Regions from separate parts of the Homo sapiens genome. Here region 1 is linked to region 2. Evidence: chromatin contacts called from ENCODE Hi-C or POLR2A ChIA-PET data. All regions are on one chromosome and are shown on one strand. Each heading gives the region's core, a stretch centred on a gene start or an enhancer-like site at or near the end of the contact. The rest is flanking DNA. Distances are from core to core; before and after follow the strand shown. Region 1 holds the start of CAMP (cathelicidin antimicrobial peptide). Region 2 holds the start of NME6 (NME/NM23 nucleoside diphosphate kinase 6).

The links. A loop is a pair of places that touch in the nucleus more often than their neighbours do. ChIA-PET counts read pairs that join two places held with the same protein, here RNA polymerase II (POLR2A). Pooled maps may share reads with other maps.
Region 1: a map of mammary epithelial cell shows a loop between it and region 2 (6-fold over the local background). The contact joins the promoter of CAMP here to the promoter of NME6 in region 2. A Hi-C loop is called at or near these places in 2 of 168 maps with a recorded cell type or tissue (GM12878 and mammary epithelial cell), 5 of 37 single-sample maps with no recorded cell type and 10 of 50 pooled maps. POLR2A ChIA-PET finds 5 or more read pairs at or near these places in 4 of 52 experiments (A673, GM12878, OCI-LY7 and 1 more).

What each region holds. Positions count from the first base shown.
Region 1 is chr3:48,221,610-48,225,217 of GRCh38, reverse strand. CAMP (cathelicidin antimicrobial peptide) reads right to left here and starts at 1,723. Exons shown (of 4, transcript NM_004345.5): 1 at 1,506-1,723; 2 at 757-864; 3 at 544-615. The coding sequence starts at 1,706. RefSeq lists a silencer at 1,745-2,039 and enhancers at 2,049-2,098, 2,109-2,238, 2,259-2,378.
Region 2 is chr3:48,300,095-48,303,499 of GRCh38, reverse strand. It overlaps NME6 (NME/NM23 nucleoside diphosphate kinase 6), which reads left to right and starts at 2,133. Exons shown (of 6, transcript NM_001308426.2): 1 at 2,133-2,147. RefSeq lists silencers at 1,711-1,930, 2,231-2,430 and an enhancer at 2,021-2,150.

The DNA.
Region 1 (3,608 bases), core at 474-2,973, 78 kb after region 2:
TAGACGCCCCTCTTCGTGGGCCCCCGCAGGAGCTTTGGGGCCCCAGTTCAACCTCTGGCTGTGACCTTTGAAGCATGTGATTGAATCCCTACACCCAATAAAAAGATGAGAAAACAGAGTCCCGGAGATAGTGAGGGGCTCTGCAGGGTCACACAGCCCAGCCCAGCAACACTGAGATGGGAACACAGGGCTGAGAGCTGAGTACTCTTAGACAGTGGCTCTCAAACTTTACAGAAGCCGGAATCTCCTGGAAAGCTTATCAAAATACGAATTTCTGGGCCCTACCCAGAGTCTGTCTGAGTAGGTCTGAGTAGGGCCTGAGAATTTGCATATCTAACGAGTCCCCAGGAAGGGCTACACTTGGAGATCTACCGCTCTAAGGGATTCCAGAGCCGGCCCTGGAGATGGAACTCAGGTTTGGGGAAGAGCCCTGGGTAGGAGGGGCTTTCTCTGTCCTGGGTTGGGGGAGTAGTTAATTGACCCATTGGATGGTCCACACTCTATGCCCCCATCAGCCCCTGCATCCCAGAACAGCCCACTCACCTTATCACAACTGATGTCAAAGGAGCCCCTGGCCTGGTTGAGGGTCACTGTCCCCATACACCGCTTCACCAGCTGGAAAGGAGAAGCTCAAGGTCAAACTTGAAACCATTTGCCATGACCTCCCAGCCACATCCCAGTGGGAAATATTCCCCAGGTGCCCCCTGTTCAGCTCCTTGGGAGGCACCCACCAACACCCCCAGCCCCCAGCCTCACCCCGTCCTTCTTGAAGTCACAATCCTCTGGTGACTGCTGTGTCGTCCTGGGGCACACTGTCTCCTTCACTGTGAAGCTCACAGGCTTTGGCGTGTCTGGGTCCCCATCCTAGTCAGAGGAGGAAATGGGGAGGCCCATTCTTGTATTTTCTGATTTGTGTCCATGACCTCCCCACCAAGAGGGCAGGCTTTCCACAGTACCTGATGTGCGACGGGCACTGGGTGCTGGGCTTGGCACTGGGGCATTGAGGGGAGGAGGACTGAGCCATTCCTACCCTCCTAGGTGAACAGTGAGTAGGAGCAGACCTCAGATGAGCTCTAACAAGGAGCCCCTCCCACTCTGGGGTGGGGGCAAGGGAAGTCAGGGGGCTTCCTGGGGGACAAGACATGCCCACTGGAACCTAAAGTCTGGATAGAGTTCTTCCCTATGTGGGGTAACGTGGTACAGAAGAGACTTAAAGCAGAGGAGGTCACTGCCCAGAGCCAATGACCCCATTCTAGTGCCTGGAGCTCGCAGAAGTCCCAAAACCTGCGTGGGGTCGGGGTGAGGGTATCTCTGCCACAGCAGGAATTATAAGGCAGGAAGCTCTCGAGCTGGGAGGAGACACGAGCTCTAGAAGGTTCCCTGGAAAACACGGGACCACATTTAAAGGGGGAGATGCCCTCCTGGCAGGCAGTGCAGCAGGAGCAGAAGGAACAACACGTGGCCAAGCCCAGCCAGAGCAGAGCAGAATGTCCCCCAAAGCTCACCATCGTGGGCCTGGGGTCCAGGTCCAGGAGGCGGTAGAGGTTAGCATCCGAGGACCGCTGGTTGATGCCATCTATAGCACGAAGCACAGCTTCCTTGTAGCTGAGGACCTGGGCAATGATGGCCAGAGGCATCACCAGGCCCAGCAGCAGGAGCACCAGTGACCACCGCCCCAGGGAGTGGCCATCCCTTTGGGTCTTCATGGTCCCCATGTCTGCCTCCCTCTAGCCCACAGGAGCCTCCTTTATGCCCAGCCTGAGCCTGATGCAAAAGCCCAACCAGGAGCCTTCCTGATCCACCCATCCCTGGCTGCCTGCCAGGGTGTGGGCTGGGGTTTGCTTTAGCCCCTGGCTATTGCTTCACAGGACTTGCTGGGCAGTGAGTGAGGCCTTCCTTGTGTGCAAGATGAGGAAGTGGTTTCTTCATCTCTGACAACCTCCCAGACCTGACCGGAGATTGTCATAGCCAGGGGTGCTCAAGAGCGTTAAATCCCTCCAGAGAGGAAGAGAGCCAGGTGCCTATTCTACATCCTTCTACTCCTCAGGAGTCAGTATGATGGACTGCTAAATCTCCAGCTCTAGGCATTGCCTGGCACCCTGTAGGCATCGATTAAGAATTGATGAATGAGGCAGGGCACGGTGGCTCACGCCTATAATCCCAGCACTTTGGGAGGCCAAGGTGGGCGGATCACCTGAGATAAGGAGTTCGAGACAAGCTTGGCCAACATGGTGAAACCCCATCTCTACTAAAAATATGAAAATTAGCCACGCATGATGGCTCACACCTGTAGTCCCAGCTACAAGCTGAGGCATGAGAATCACTTGAACCCATTGAACCCGGGAAGCAGAAGTTGCAGTTAGCTGAGATCATGCCACTGCACTCCAGCCTGGGTAACAGAGTGAGACTCAGTATGAAAAAAAAAAAAAAGAACTGGTAAATGAAGACAGTAGCCACCCCCAACCTAGAGACTCACTCTTGCAAGGGACAAGTTGCCCTTTCAGTTCAAGGCCATACCACATGCTCTCTGGACCCAGCCGTCAGCCAGACGAAGGCTCTGCTCCATCTATCCCCTTCTGCATCCTTCTTCACTGTTTTTTTCAGTCTCAAAATGTTCCCAAGCCCCTCCAGACATGGCCTTTCACCATGGCTTCTCCCAAGCCAAGTCTTAGGAAAGGTTGTCTACGCTTCTTGACCCCATCTTTTCACTCTTCTTCATGCTGAAGGCCACTGAAGGCTGGCCAACCCACCCTTGGTCCATGGCCACCCTCAAGCCTGGTCTTTGTCTGCACAGGCACTGGTGAGCCTTCCTTCTTGCTGCCCCGGTCTCCCCTGATGCCACTCTCCTGCTGTCCCTCCTGCCTCCCTGGTGGCTCCTTCTTGGTCTCCCCTAAGGGCTGTCTTCTTAATATTGAGAGCGTGTGGGGTCACCTCCTGGGCTGCTTCTCTTCCCTGGCCTCGGGTTTCCCTGGGGACGCCCTCTCCCAGGACACCAGTTATAATAGGCAGACACCACCCAGTCTGTATCTCTGAGTTCGAGACTCCCATGAACGTCCCGGTTGTCCCCACTGGGCCTCCTTGACTGCTCTTCTGCTGAGTGCCCACTGCATGAGCCCTGAAGCACCTTTGGCTCCTTCCTCCCGAAAGCACTCCCCTCTGGCCTCTCCTTCCACCCCTGCCTGGCTCCTGCCGCCATCTTCTCTCCCATGCAATGCTGCCCCAGCCTCCAGACTCCACCTTCTCTAGGTTTCAGGCTCTCCCCAGACCACAGTCCACCCTCCACACCGTTGTCCAGGGGTTCCTTTAAACCACCAATTTGGCCATTTCAACCCTCTACCTTCAGGAGCCCACACACCCCCTAGGCTGGCATCAGGGCCTGTGGCCTTTTGGTTCCCACTGCCCTCACCCCAGCCCTGCACACTGCAAGTGCCAGACTGTCACGTATGCCCCCATCACATAGGCTCATCTGAGCCTCCTGCTCTTTCTCCCAGCTCTGCCCCGATCCTTCTGTTTGGCCTGCCCTTTCACCTCATGAAGCTTTCCCTGACCTCCAACCAGGCACAGCAATCTCCTCTTTGCCCCTACATCTTCCAGGAAGTCTCTCCTGA
Region 2 (3,405 bases), core at 884-3,383:
TGTTTTTTATTACTACTGTGAATTGTCCTTTGCCTCTTATGCCATAGCATCCTGGCAATGGGGAGGGGTTTGAGGGTGGGATGGTGAAGAGATTCTGGGATTCCATTTTATTGGAGCATTTTTTTCCCCTTGCTTCTCATAAGGTGTCTGTCGGGGAGAGATCTGTGTCACTTATTGCAGTTTGTTGCATGCTGGAATGCTGCAGATTCTGGAATGCCATCTGTATCAGTTGTCTGGAATTTGGTTTCACATAAGGTTCTTGTCTTCTGTTTAACTGGTTTGCTGGGACTTCTGAAGTCCTGATGATCATACTGGGAAGGCAGACTCAGGGGTGGCGATGCTGGCTGTGGCCCTCATCTGCTGGGCCATGGTGGTTATTGTGTTGCTTCTTTTGCTGTGTCCTAGAACAGGGGCTTTACTGAGCCACCCATGTCCTCTGAGAGCTTTGCAACTTACAAGGACTGTTCTCTTCCTTCAGGGGCTGGGATGACTTGCTGATTTAAGCCCCTTTGTTGAGATACAGAGGTATTGTCATAATGACTGGGACTTGTGTTGCTCATCTTTGAGGAAGATTTGTTTAGGCTTGCTGTTATCCACCATATCTTTTATTTAGAGTAGTTTGCTGGCTAACTCACTGGGTCCTTTGGCCTACTGCAGATTCAGTTGCTACAACTCCGTCAGTGATTCCGTGTAGGGAGAAGTAATGGGTTGTCATTTTTGGAGTCAGGGTTGGGGGCCTGGGGTTTGAGAATCAGGTCAGAATTCATGGGTTGAGGTTTAGGGATTTGAGGTTGGGATTAGGAGGTTAGAAGATAAGCATCAAGGGCTCAGGATCTAGAGACCAGGTCTAGGATTAAAGGATTATAAATTTAGGGACTAGGGCTTGGGTTAGGATTGGAACTGAGTAGCAGAGGAGTTAAGATTAGAATAGGGGGTGGTGGTCAAGGGTCTAAACAAAAAGAGAAGAGATGCAAGGGTCTGCGGAGAGACTGGAAAAACTTTCCTCGTAAGTTCCCAAAGGTGACTGGGTATCAGGAAACTATTGGGAAGTGGCTTCTTATTGCTGCAGGGACAGAAGCCATGAGTTGGGGATAAACCTTCCAAGAGGGCAACACCTGTGTAGGCAGACACCGAAGTCAGTTAAATGTGCAAGTAAGTCTTTACATTGATGACAGTTATCGTTTATTTTCATTCTTCTCATTCTCAGTGATTTCCCTCAAAAAAAAAAAAAAAAACCCAAGAAACCAAAACACTTTTTTTTTTTTTAACCATCTTTATTCAACCTGTCACCAAGTTTCTGGTCACCTGCCACAGCTGACCCCCGATCCATTCTCCCTGTCCCCATCCTCTCCATACATCACAGTACACACCAGGAATACCCCCAGTTCTCATCTCCTCACCCTGGGCTGCGTCAATAGACTCCAGAGTAACCCAAACCACACCCTGCTGCCCAGATTCCTAATGACACGTGAAAGGCCGTTATGACTTGCTTTCCTCATGCCCTATGCACACCTGGGCTCCAGCCAAGGATCCTCCTTCATCAACCCCCATATTAGCTACGATCCTTCATGCTAATGTATCGCTCAGAGCTCAAAAGACTTTGAAGGGCCTGTGCCTTCGCTATCGAGCGCTTAAGTTCTTTGCCCTCCGCGTACTTTTGACAAATACTGGGCATCAACCATGTTCCAGGAACTACCCTGGGCAAAGAAAATAACTGGGCAAGGTTTCCATCGGTGTCTCTGCTGGCGGGCATCGCCCCCGCCGGGCCGCCACCCTGAACGAGCCCGTCCGGTCCTCTGGGTTCCGCCACCCTGCGTAGCGCTGCGCCAGCACCCGGCCCAGCACTCCCTCCCGCCGAGGGCGCCCAGGCCGGCTTCCGAGGGCGCCCAGGCCGGCTTCCGAGGGGCGGTTCCCACAAGCGAGTTCCGGCGCCCAGAACGGCTTCATCCTCTCGTCCCGTCCGCGGCAAATGCATGCGCCTGGAAAACCCGCCACCCTCCAGGGCAACTCACACCTCACCTCACGCCGCGGCGCAACCGGACTAGGACCCCGAGCAGGGCTGCCCAGGGAGCGCCTGAAGGACCCTGCGAGGGCCGCAGGCTATCCAGCGTGGCGCCTGGTGGCCGGGCCCTGTGCCGGAGGACAAGGTGAACCCGCAGCCGGACTTCTGCTGCACTGGGGCTCCGAATGACCCAGAATCTGGGGTGGGCTTAGGCCCCGGGTACGAGGGGTGAGGGCTGCGCGGTTGCAGGCCTAGAGAAGTAGGGGGCTGGGTCGAGAGTTGAGGCCGTGAGCCCGGGGGGCTGGAGGGCGTGGCCACGGGGGTAGGGGCGCAGGTCCCGGCCGCGCGTGGGTGGACCAGGGCTGGGCCGCCGCCCTCCAGGAAGCGAGTGGTGGCCCCCTCGAGTGCTGGGGTGGCAGTGTACCGACAGCTTTACTTTTTTTTTGTTTTGGAGACGGAGTCTGGTTCTGTCGCCAGGCTGGAGTGCAGTGGCGCGATCTCGGCTCACTGCAGCCTCCGCCTCCAGAGTTCAAGTAATGCTCCTGCCTCAGCCTCCCTAGTAGCTGTGACTGTAGGCGCGCGCCGTTATGCCTGGCTAATTTTTTTGTATTTTTAGTAGAGACGGGCTTTCACCATGTTGGCCAGGATGGTCTTGATCTCCTGACTTCGTGATCCGCCCGCCTCGGTCTTTCAAAGTGCTGGGATTACAGGCGTGAGACACCGCGCCCTGCCTAAAATTTTTAATTCTCATGGAGTCACCTTTAAGTCTAACAGGATTCTCGACTTGTCAGTTTGTTGTAAACCAAGAGTCAAGACAGCCACAACTTAGCTGCGTTAGTAAAGGAACCATGTCCTCCCTACAGGCCGCGTGTTCTTGCCACGAGAACCCCTAGCAGCCTGGCCTTGGAATGGCTGGATGAGGTGCATTCGTTGGTTCATTCAGATACTGTTAAGAGCCAGCTGTGTGCTAGGTACTGCTTACACCTTCTGGTGGTGAAGACGGAACTGAAGGGAACTTGCAAGGAGCTGTGAGAAAGTGTAACGGGAAGTGAGCTAAGATCACTAAGGTGGGCAGGAGGCAACCAGAGAAAGCACATTCAGGACTGCGAAAACTACTCACACAAAGGCTGTCAAGCCAGAAATTCTTTCAAAACTGAAAGGCCCATGAGGTTGGAGCTAGAGAAACTTAAGGAGTGTGGGGTTCCAGATGAGGCTAGAGAGGTACGTGGGGAACCACAAGATCATGCAGAGCCTGGGAGGCCGTGATAAGGATTTTGGTTTTTATTCTAAGAACAGGGTGCCCTTTAAAGGGTTAAGGAGGGGAACCATATGATTAGATTTTCATGTGTGGTTCACTTTGGCTGCTGTGTGGAGATTGTAGAGGTTGGCAGGACAGAAACTGG